2 separate regions of the Homo sapiens genome follow, and region 2 is linked to region 1. Evidence: chromatin loops called from intact Hi-C (ENCODE). Cell type or tissue: B cell. All regions are shown on one strand. Links, peaks and the distances in the headings refer to the core of each region. The heading gives the core; the rest is flanking DNA. Region 1 holds the start of TRIM45 (tripartite motif containing 45). Region 2 has its middle 59 kb from the start of TENT5C.

Region 1 (5,376 bases), core at 68-5,067:
GTGTCTGCCTGGATATGGAACAAGAGAAAGGAGGCCAGCAGCACTATAAGGTTTCATGCAGGAGGGAAAGGAGAATGATGATACTCTGGAGAGAATCAAATAGGAAAATTCAGAGAGTGCAGTTCAGTGAGCAAAGAAGTTCAGTGAAGTTTAAGCTATGTGGGACTTGGTGATAGGAACATATTTGAGTGCAGATTTAGAAATCTATGTCAAAAGCTCAGGGGAGACATCAGTACTGGAAGCGTTGGTCTGGGAATCATCCACGTGAGGAAATGTAGACGCAAAGGTAGGAGATAAAGTGGAGGAAGGGGAACTAGTGAGGATGGAGGGTGTGAGAAGCAGCCCAAGAGACAGAAGGTTAGGAGAGTAGAGTATTTCAGAAGTCAAGGAGGAGGCAAGTTTTAAGGATGAGGAAGTACAAAAAATGGTAAATACTAAAGAGATTGCCTATTGAGAAAAGGCCAGCAATATGGTCACTCATGATCTACAAGAAAGTCTCAATAGGAAAGAGGGGAGGAATAAATCGGTGGTGATGGTTATAAAAAGATGATGAAAGCAGACAGTGAGACCACCCTTTTGAGAAATATAGGGGCGAGAACCACCACTATTAATACGTTGAAGGGGAGCTAGATCAAAAGACGATTTGCTTCCCCTTTCAGGACTTCATCAGAACTCTTGGCAGAAAAACTGACTGAAACATAGGAATAAGGTTTTGAGGAAGCAGGAGAGGTTGGGATAAAAAACAAAAATCTTGAGGAACTAATCTTGGCACTAAAGAATGGCAGTCAGGAGAGGTAAGAGAGGAGGTGTGAGGAATCATGGATTTTTTAAGTAGAAAGGCGAGGCAGTTCTTCAGACAACCTTGTTTTTCTCATCAATGGAAGGGAATTAGCTGCAGCATGTGTGAGGGATTTGATGCTTAATAAACTGAGAAAGGAAAGGTAGAGGTGGCCAGGCGCGGTGGCTCACGCCTGTAATCCCAGCGCTTTGGGAGGCCGAGGCGGGTGGATCACCTGAGGTCAGGAGTTCGAGAGGAGCCTGCCCAACATGGTGAAATCCAGTCTCTACTAAAAATACAAAAAATTAGCCAGGTGTGGTGGTGCATGCCTGTAATTCCAGCTACCTGGGAGGCTGAGGCAGGAGAATCGCTTGAACCCTGGAGGTGGAGGTTGCAGTGTGCCGAGATCCTGCCATTGCATTCCGGCCTAGGCAACAAGAGCAAAACTCAATCTCAAAAAAAGAAAAAAAAAAAAAGGGAAAGGTAGAGGTAGCCCGAATATAATCTTAGATATGGCATCATAAGGTTGTGTTCAAGTTCCAGATATGTTAACTTGGGCTGGCCATCCAAGACCTGGCAAGACCTCTTTGAGGCCATTTCCTTACAATATTGTTAAAGGTTAAATGAGATACTGCTAAATGAGATATTGCACGTGTAAATTATGAAGTACTTCTGAAACAAGAGAAGCTTGAAACTACTACCACAAGAAATGTGATACAGTATGAACAAGAGATGAAGTAAAGCACAGCCAAGCAGCAGGGAGGGTAAAGGTGAAGTTCAAAGCAAGAATATATAGCAAACCCAAGTCCACACAGTTTTTGTGACTTCCTCCAGCCTACTGGAGAGGCGAATGCCGATTTTGAGAGTAGATGCAAGAAGGACAAGAGGCTGAAAAAAATCTAGGTAAGGACTATTTAAAAATCTTTGGAGATATGCTTAACATTTGGAAATTACTTGCACATTTTATATAAAGGTGGCATTTGACTCATTGGCGTGTTATATTTTGGAAATGGCCAAACATTTCATTTTTATATTTTATAATGGTTTTTTTTTTTTTTTTCATATTTTGGGGTTAACTTTTTTTCAGATTCCATACTTTTAAAAGCTTAGGCTCCAGACACTATGCCTATAGCATGAAACAGATAATGAAGGAATCAAGTGAAACAGTCGCCCACTGGGTACAAATTAAGTAGGGAAGGTCATGAACAAAGAAAGCAGTGAGGGCCCAGTAGACAAGCTGACGCAACTGGAGATAACAACAGGTGGAGGGGAAAGGAGCAGCTGTTTCCATTTTTGGAATTTTGGAGAATCAGGAGACGCCTGGTAAGGCCAGAGAAGGTGGCCGTGTAATTATAAAGTTAAAGGGGTCGGACGTGTTCATCTTCCCAATTAGTTTTAAGCCCACAAAGGGCTTGTCCCTCATTGCCACCGTCCATTGTCTCACTGTGACCAGGCAGGAGCCCTCCGTGATTGACTGATAAAAACAGCGGGTCCAACTCGCTCAGCTCGTTTCTGTTACACAGGACTGTGGAATCCCGGGTGACATTCAACTCCTTAGGTCATCTGCACTCCCCCCGGACCGGAAAACAAAGCCTTCCCGAGCCCGACAAGGAGGGTGGCGCTCCCTGGCCCGGCCGAAGTAAGCCCTCCATTCGACACCTCGGCTCCACGGTCTCCCGAACCGGTCCCCGTAACGCGAGCCTGAGATGCCCTCACCCCCGAAAAATACCCAAAGTCGGGGAGCCGCGGGAGTGCTTGTACCCAGCACGCTAGGCCTGAGGGACCTGTGAGCTACAGTAAGCGCCTGAGGACAGAGGGGAGCCTCGCAGCCTCAAACCCGCGTGGAGGAGAAACGTCTGGCGCCCCCGAGCGGCCGAGACCTCGGGAGCCCGAAAAACGTCTCCCACTCCCAGCGCAGAGCCAACTGACAGTGCCATCCACCAATGGGAGAACCCAGTCTGCGTTCGTGGGACGAGTCCGAGGGCAGAAAGAAGGCCGTCCCGGCGCCAAATCAGCGTGGCTTTTTAAGAGGTCCTGAGGCCTCTCTGGTCACCACAGAGAGAGGGACAGTCCCTGTGAAACGGTGACGCTGACTACACTATGCCGCTCGCTCCGAGCCTTGGCCTTTTCCTCCCGCCGCACTCTAAGCCCTTCGGCCGCCCCGCCCACGGCCTTGTCAGGTCCCGCCCCCCGCGTGAGTGGACTGGCGAAGATGTGGAATTTCCAAAACTTATTGGATGCTTAGTGGCGTCACTCTGGAGGGCGGCGGGGCCCGGAGCGGCGAGGGCCGCCGCTCTCGGACGGTGATTGGACTCGCCGGAGTAGACCGGGCTGGGATTGGTGTGAGGAGGGGCCAGAGCCCGCGGGCGTCCCGGGCCGAGGCGCGGGAGAGGCGGTGGACACCGAGAAGCCCGCCGGCGGCTTGCAATTCCCTCACCCGGCGCGCGCCTTTCGCAGAGGGAAGGAGCAAGAGGGCCCCTACCTCATCGTGCGCGGGTGGGGTCGGCGCTTGTCGCGTGTGGCGCGCAGTGGGGCGGGCGGCGGGAGGGGGGTGGCAGTGGAGGGAGCGAGAGGTGCAGGGGTGACTTTGTTGGCAGCAGGACTAGCTGGAGAGCTAGACCTGGAAGCGCATCCGGGGAGGACTTGCGGGGCAGAGGAGGGCGTGGGCGTGTCTGGTGTGGGATGCAGTGGAAAGGAGGGGGCCCTCCTGAGTAGATCTGTGGGTGATTCCTTCGAGGACGCCTCGTCTTCCCGTCTGCCCTTTTATTTGTCAGCGAGGGAGTCCCCATGGTCTCTGTTCAAGTTCTGGAGACTTTCTCTTTGGGTGGGCTTAATCACCTGCTACTAAATCGTAGAACTGCCCAGGGCCCTTTCTAATATTGGTCACAAACGTGAGGAGTATGTCAGAAAACAGAAAACCGCTGCTGGGCTTTGTAAGCAAACTCACTAGTGGGACTGCACTTGGGAACTCAGGCAAGACTCACTGCCCCCTGTGCTTGGGGCTTTTCAAAGCCCCCAGGCTCTTGCCTTGTTTGCATACAGTTTGCACCACGTGTCTGGAGCAGCTGGAGCCCTTCTCAGTAGTGGACATCCGAGGGGGAGACTCTGACACAAGCTCTGAGGGGTCAATATTCCAGGAACTCAAGCCACGAAGTCTGCAGTCGCAGATCGGCATCCTTTGTCCTGTATGTGATGCTCAGGTGGACCTGCCCATGGGTGGAGTGAAGGCTTTAACCATAGACCACCTGGCCGTGAATGATGTGATGCTGGAGAGCCTACGTGGGGAAGGCCAGGGCCTGGTGTGTGACCTGTGCAACGACAGGGAAGTAGAGAAGAGGTGTCAGACCTGCAAAGCCAACCTCTGCCACTTCTGCTGCCAGGCTCATAGGTAAAGATGGGACACTCCATCAGGTGTAGCTTAAGAGCAGATTACAAAGAGGTGTCAAGACAAATCCCTCGGTGAGCAGATGAAAAGGAAAGCCTTCTCAAATACCGTGGAAGGTCAAAGAGCAATATAACAATGCAATAGCAAATACTCCAGTACAACAGTTAACCCGGTTAGCCTAATATAGTACCTAATATATAGCCTAATATAGCAATAGCAATAAACCCTTTCAATTTACAAAGTGCAGCTACAGTTTCCTTCAGTCATTCGTGTAGTGAATAATTGTACTGGGTGCTGGAGAAACAGGAGAATGAATATAACAGCATAGATCCTGTTCTTGATCTCCTTCGATCTTGCAACTCTTACAGAAAAGCAGGCCCTGTTTTCGCCCCCATTTATTAATTGGGGAAACAAGCTCAGCAATATTATGTGATTTGCCAAGGTCCTACAGTTGGTAAGTGTGTAACAGAACTGAGTATTAAATCCAGATCATTTTGACTACATTCCAGTAACCCATGCTGTGCTCCTAGAATAGGTGATGATGATTGGCCGGACCTCAGCTTTTGCTTTGTGTACCTTAGAGTTACTCTGGAGCTTGGTGAGGTGGGCTGGTAGGTGTTAATTGGGGTGCAGACTATGTGTTTTATGGCATTTGGTGAATAGTTTGTCAGATGGATCACTTTTGTCCCTTCGTACTCTTACCTTACCCCATCCTAGGACACCAGAATATAAAATGACCACAGTTTTAGGATTAGCCTAAAATAGGTTTCGGGTTCTACTTCCATTTGTTTTCTGGCTACACTAACAGAACAAGTTTGTAGACTTCACTCTATTTTTAACTTGTAATTATGTGATAGTCCCTGCGACTGTCTTGCTGCCAGCCAAACCAGCTAACCCTATTTTCTCTGCAGCCACTCTTCTGGTGCCAGAATAGGCATATAAGCTTCAAATTGATACAATGCTAATGGAGGAACTCTGAACAGTCACCATGTTTTCCTAAGGATTTCCCTACATCTCTAGAGGGCTACTATAGGAAAGGAATTAGAAAGAGAGCTTTGATTCTACTAACCATTGGTTTCACACTTTCTTTTCTCTTTTTTTTTTTTTCTGAGATGGAGTCTGGCTCTAGTCGCCCAGGCTGGAGTGCAATAACACAATCTCCACTCACTGCAACCTCCACCTCCTAGGTTCAAGCGATTCTCCTGCCTCAGCC
Region 2 (5,376 bases), core at 58-5,057, 540 kb before region 1:
AACTCTGTTGAGCCAATTTATTTCCTTCATCAATTTTCTAATGCAAGGCAATTCAATAGTTTCCTATTTTTTTGACTTTCACTTTTATGTTATCAGAATTATTTTTGCCATCTATTCTTTTCTTCCTTTGGCATTGTATAGTACCAGTTTCACTGGTTGATCTGTTTGTTTTGTTCACACCAAATTGTACTGAATAAAGCTTTTTTCATGGTGATAGATGTACATAGGCCTTTAATTCTTCCAACTTTGACTTTCCTGGGTCAAATTTTATATCAATCAATATAGTCTAGAATCTTATTATTTTACACATCTTTTGGTTAAAAAACAATATTTTATCAAGTATACTTTTCGCCACTCTCACTTTTTTAAATTTCATTTTGATTATTCTACCAGCAAGATGCATTGTGAATTAGGTAGACTACTGAGCAGTTTTTGTTTCTTAGATTATCCGTGAGAAAATGCAGTGAATGTGTGAGACCCAGCAAGCCAGGCTGACAAATGGAGAGGAAATGCACAAGAGGTGACATGACTAAGAGAGACATGGAAAGGCGGCAGCGCTCCTGGCACGCTGTCTGCCAAGCACCAACACGGGGCTCCCACTGCCCTCAAGGGCCAAAGCATGATGGGGAGAAAGGCCTCGGGATCTAAATGATGAGATAAATGGGTAGGGTCAACGAAGCAGAGCCAAGGCATCCTGCCATGAGCATGGCATGTCAAGGAAAGGGGGAGAGGTTCACTATTGAGGAATTTGAAGTGCAGGGACGAAGTGGGTGAGGGGCCTTGTATGCTAAACTGAAGAGTTTGGTTGGGCTTTATACAGAGATAAACAAGAGTGGATAATACCTACACATGATTTAGAAAATCAAATTGTACAGAAGGACTTTTTCTTAAAAAAGCAGTTGAACCCAGCCCCATCCCTCACCCCAGCCAGTCCCAATTGCAAAGTAGACAGAATTACTTTTGACTATTTCTGACATTGGATTGTCTACAGATTACCTGTATATATTGAAAATGTGCCTATATGGTTGTTTCTTAATTATTCAGCTTTAGCTGGGTGTGGTGGCTCCTGCCTGTAATCCCAGCACTTTGGGGGACCAAGATGGGAGGATCACCTGAGCCCGGGAGTTCAAGACCAGCCTGGGCAACATAGTGAGATCGTGTCAAAAATTAGCTGGCATGGTGGCACACGCCTGTACCTGTAGTCCCAGCTACTCAGAAGGCTGAAGTGGGAGGACTTGCTTGAGCCAGGGAGGTTGAGTTTGCAGTGAGCTATGTTTGTGCCACTGCACTCCAGCCTGGGCGACAGAGTGAGACCTTGTCTCAAAAAATAAAAATATTCAGTTTTAGGTGTTATGTACAAACTTCTTGCTGTGAAATATGGGGATTTAGTTCTCAATGGATGACAGACTAACTAGTACTAGACTTGCCCTTCTGTCAAAAACAATCATAAAATCAAACAAGATACATGAGATGATGTTTTCAAGCACTGAATGGCAGGTAGTGCAGGGCCCCGTGATTTTTGAGAGAAGAGAAACATACAAGGTAAGTCACATGATCAGCCTGGCTTTCTGTCTAGGGAGGTTTTCTTTCCTTGAGCTCTTGAGGTAGAGCTCAAGCTGAACTGAGGTGGCAGAAGTGAAGTTCTGGGCTGCTGAAGCAGCTGGGATGTGTGGGGCAGGGAAAGAAGGAAGAGGGAACTGCACATGGTGTACGTGTTTTAGGGGATGGGGGGAGAAATCTGGATAAGTATTCTTGATCCAGGGTTAAAGTATATATGTACTGGGTGAGACCATTGCTTAGCAAAGATCACCAGTCGCAGAGCTGAGAGCGGACAGTAATTCTAGAGATGATGCAATATTGGAGACTCTAGAGTTCCAGGCAGAGTGGAGAAACCTCACTGAGCACTTCAGGCTTTCAGTGGTGATACAAGAAAGACCACACTTTAAAAGCAGGGAACACATTCTAGGGTTAAGAGGCGTGCCCTAAGACTAAGTTCAAAACAGAAATAGACCTGCCCTAACAAAGAATAAAACCAAGCCTAACAGGACCAAAAAGATGTGCTAGTAGTTTAACTGTCTGCTAGAACAAAGCTCACCACCATTTAAAGGAAGACAAGAAAATCCAGGCTCCCTACAAAGTATCATCCACCAAAGTCTAGCACACGATAAAAAATTACTGAACAGGCCGGGCGCGGTGGCCCACACCTGTCATCTCAGTACTTTGGGAGCCGAGGTGGGCAGATCACAAGGTCAAGAGATCGAGACCATCCTGGCCAACATGGTGAAACCCTGTGTCTACTAAAAATACAAAAATTAGCTGGGCATGGTAGTGCGTGCCTGTAGTCCCAGCTACTCGGGAGGCTGAGGTAGGAGAATCAATTGAACCTGGGAGGTGGAGGTTGCAGTGAGCCAAGATCGTGCCACTGAACTCCAGCCTAGTGACACTGCAAGACTCTGTCTCAAAAAAAAAAAAAAAAAATTACTAGACATGTGAAGAAATAGAAAAATGCCACCCATAGTTAAGATGAAAAGTGGTAAATCGTTTCCAATTAAGATTTTTTTTTAAGGGAAAAAGGCATTAGTTGTATCTTTTAGAAGGAACACTCGGGTATTGAAAGGCCCAAGGACCACTCCAGAAAGACTGACCTAGGAAGAGACATTGAGTTGTTAGAAGAATCTCCTCACAGCTCTATAGGAAGGTGATGAGGATATAGACTAAAGTTCTGCAGATCTGTAAGTTTTGTGGTTATATTAAAATCACAAAATATCATCCTCTATTTGTGTGTGAAAAAAAAATCACAAAATGTCAGGACAAAAAAAAAAATCCCTTAGGTAGCATTCTATCTACCTTCTCTTATTACATCTGAGAGAACTGGGACTCAGAAAGGGTGATTTTTCCTAAGATCCCACAGACATTTAAGGTGCACTGGGATTAGAATCAAAGCCTCATAACTTTCCGTACTCACATGGCCTTCCTGTGACTACCTTGTACTAAAAAATAGTCTCCAAGATGACTAATTATCTGCATGCTTTCAGGGGGAGGTCCCCAACCATAGCTTCTGAGAAAAACATCAAGGTGTCACTTCTTCTTTCTTCAACCACGTAGAATGGGAGGTTTCCTGTAAGCCACCAGATAGTGACAAAACAGTGCAAAAGTCGTCACAAACCAGACGCTTGATGACTACTCACATAAATAGTTGATATTTAAGGCTTCTGACACTGGATTTCTAGAAATGTGTGTGCTTTAAATTCATATTTAAATTTGTTTAGTTGTCGCCCAGAAGCAACATGATGAGGTCATGACTGCGGCTTTGATCCACGGTAGTGCCCAGATAATATAATCAGAGGAAAAAGAAAATACATTCCATGTTGTATTAGTCCTTTCTTGCATTGCTATAAAGGAATAGCCAAGACTGGGTAATTTATAAACAAAAGAGGTTTAATCGGCTCATGGTTCTGCAGGCTGTACAAGAATGGCACCAACATCTGCTAAGCTTCTGGTGAGAACCTCAGGAAGCTTATAATCATAGCAGAAAGTAAAGCAGGAGCAGGCATTTTGCATGGTAAGAAAGGGGACAAGAGAACAAGAGTGGGGAGGTCCCAGACTTTTAAATAACCAGATCTCTTGTGTACTAACTGGGGGAGAAATCACTTATTACCAAGGGGAAGGTGCTAAACCATTCATGAGGGATCCACCCATGATCCAGTCACCTCCCACTAGGCCCCACCTCCAACACTGGGAATAACATTTCAACATGAGACTCAGAGGGAACAAATATTCAAACCATATCATTCCACCTCCAGCCCCCCGCAAATCTCACATCCTTCTCACATTTCAAAACACAATCGTGCCTTTGCAATAGTCGCCCAAAGTTTTAACTTGTTCCAGTATTAACTCACAAGTCTCAAGTCCGAAGTCCAAAGTCTTACCTATGATGATGAGTTCCTTCCACCTACAAGCTGTGAGATCAAAAACAAATGATTTATACTCTCAATATACAGGAGTGGTACAGGTATTAGGTAAACGTTCTCATTCCCAAAGGAAGAGATTGGCCAAAAGAAAGGGGTAATAGGCTCCATGCAAGTCTGAAACCCAGCAGGGAAGGCATTAAATCTTTAAGCTCCAACACAATCCTTGATTCCATATCCTGCATCCTGGTGTGAGAGGTGGGCTCCCAAGGTGTACCCTGCCACTGTGTTTTGCAAGGTACAACCCATGGTGGCTGCTGTCACAGGTTGGAGTTGAGTACTTGCAGCTCTTCCAGGAAGAAGTTACAAGCTGCTGGTGAATCTACCATTCTTGTATCTGGAGGGCAGTGGGCCCCTTCCCACATCTCCATTAGGCAGTGCCCTGGTGGGGAGTCTTTGTGGGAGCTCTAACCCCACATTACTCCTCCACATTGCCCTAGTAGAGTTACTCTGTGGGGCCTCGGCCCGTGTGGTAGGCTTCTGCCTCAACATCTAGGCTTTCTCATACATCATCTGAAATCTAGGGGGAAGCTGCCAAGCCTCCTTCACTCTTGCATTCCAGGCGCCTGCAGATTTAACACCATGTGAAAGCCACCAAGGCTAGCAGTGGCTTGCACGCTTCAAAGTGGCCACCCAAGGAGTGTCTGGGGCACTTTGAGCCAAAGCTGGGGCCAGAGCAGCCAGGATGCAGGAAGCAGGGTCCTGAGGCTGCACAGGGCAATGGGGCCCTGGGTCTGGCCCAGAAACCATTCTTCCCCTCCTAGGCCTCTGAGCCTATGATGGGAGGGCTGCCTCAGAGATTTCTGAAATGCCTTCAGGGCATTTTCCCAATGTCTTGGAAATTAGCACTTTGCTTCCTTTTGGTCATGCTAATATTTCTAGCAAGTGGTTGTTCCACAGCCTGCTTGGATTCCTCTCCTGAAAAGGCTTTTTATTTCTCTGCCACATAGCTAAGCTGCAAATTTTCCAAACTTTTATGCTCTGGTTCCTTTTTAAATATAGGTTCCAACTTTAAGCATTTTGTTGCTCCCGCATCTGATCACAGGTTGTTAGAAGCAGCCAGGCTACTCTCAAATGCTTTGCTGCTTAGAAATTTCTTCTGCAAGACACCCTATATCATATCATCACTCTTAATACCAAATTTCCACAGATCCCTTGGGCATGAATACAATGCAGCCAAGTTCTTTGTCAGGGCATAACATGGGTGACCTTTAATTCAGTTCCCAACAATTCCTCATTTCCATCGGAGACATTCTCAGCCTGGCTTTCACTGTCCATTTTTCTATCAGCATTTTGGTCACCACAACTTAACAAGTCTCTAAAAAGTTCTACACTTTCCTTCATTTTCCCATCTTCTTCTGGGCCTTCCAAACTCTTCCAACCTCTGCCTGTTACCCAGTTCCAAAGT

The links. Hi-C counts contacts between places; a loop is a spot of excess contacts. Peaks named below come from ENCODE experiments on the same cell type or tissue, not always from the same donor. Only the 100,000 strongest peaks of a DNase experiment are listed, where the experiment ranks them.
Region 2: a loop joins it to region 1, with 32 times the contacts of the local background. A loop is called at or near these places in 2 of 110 quality-filtered maps.

What each region holds. Positions count from the first base shown.
Region 1 is chr1:117,119,504-117,124,879 of GRCh38, reverse strand. It overlaps TRIM45 (tripartite motif containing 45), which reads left to right and starts at 3,131. Exons shown (of 6, transcript NM_025188.4): 1 at 3,131-4,166. The coding sequence starts at 3,679. RefSeq lists an enhancer at 2,697-2,866 and a silencer at 3,177-3,366. In B cell, for the core only: CTCF peaks have their summits at 2,420 and 2,621 (motif pointing left); a DNase peak (open chromatin) is centred at 2,709; H3K4me3 peaks cover 1,501 bases; H3K27ac peaks cover 429 bases.
Region 2 is chr1:117,662,256-117,667,631 of GRCh38, reverse strand. No RefSeq gene overlaps it. Among named protein-coding and RNA genes, the nearest start is that of TENT5C, 59 kb to the right of the region's middle. RefSeq lists enhancers at 2,885-2,954, 3,145-3,384. In B cell, for the core only: no CTCF peak of the experiment used is centred there; DNase peaks (open chromatin) are centred at 1,581 and 3,101; H3K4me3 peaks cover 1,633 bases; H3K27ac peaks cover 5,000 bases.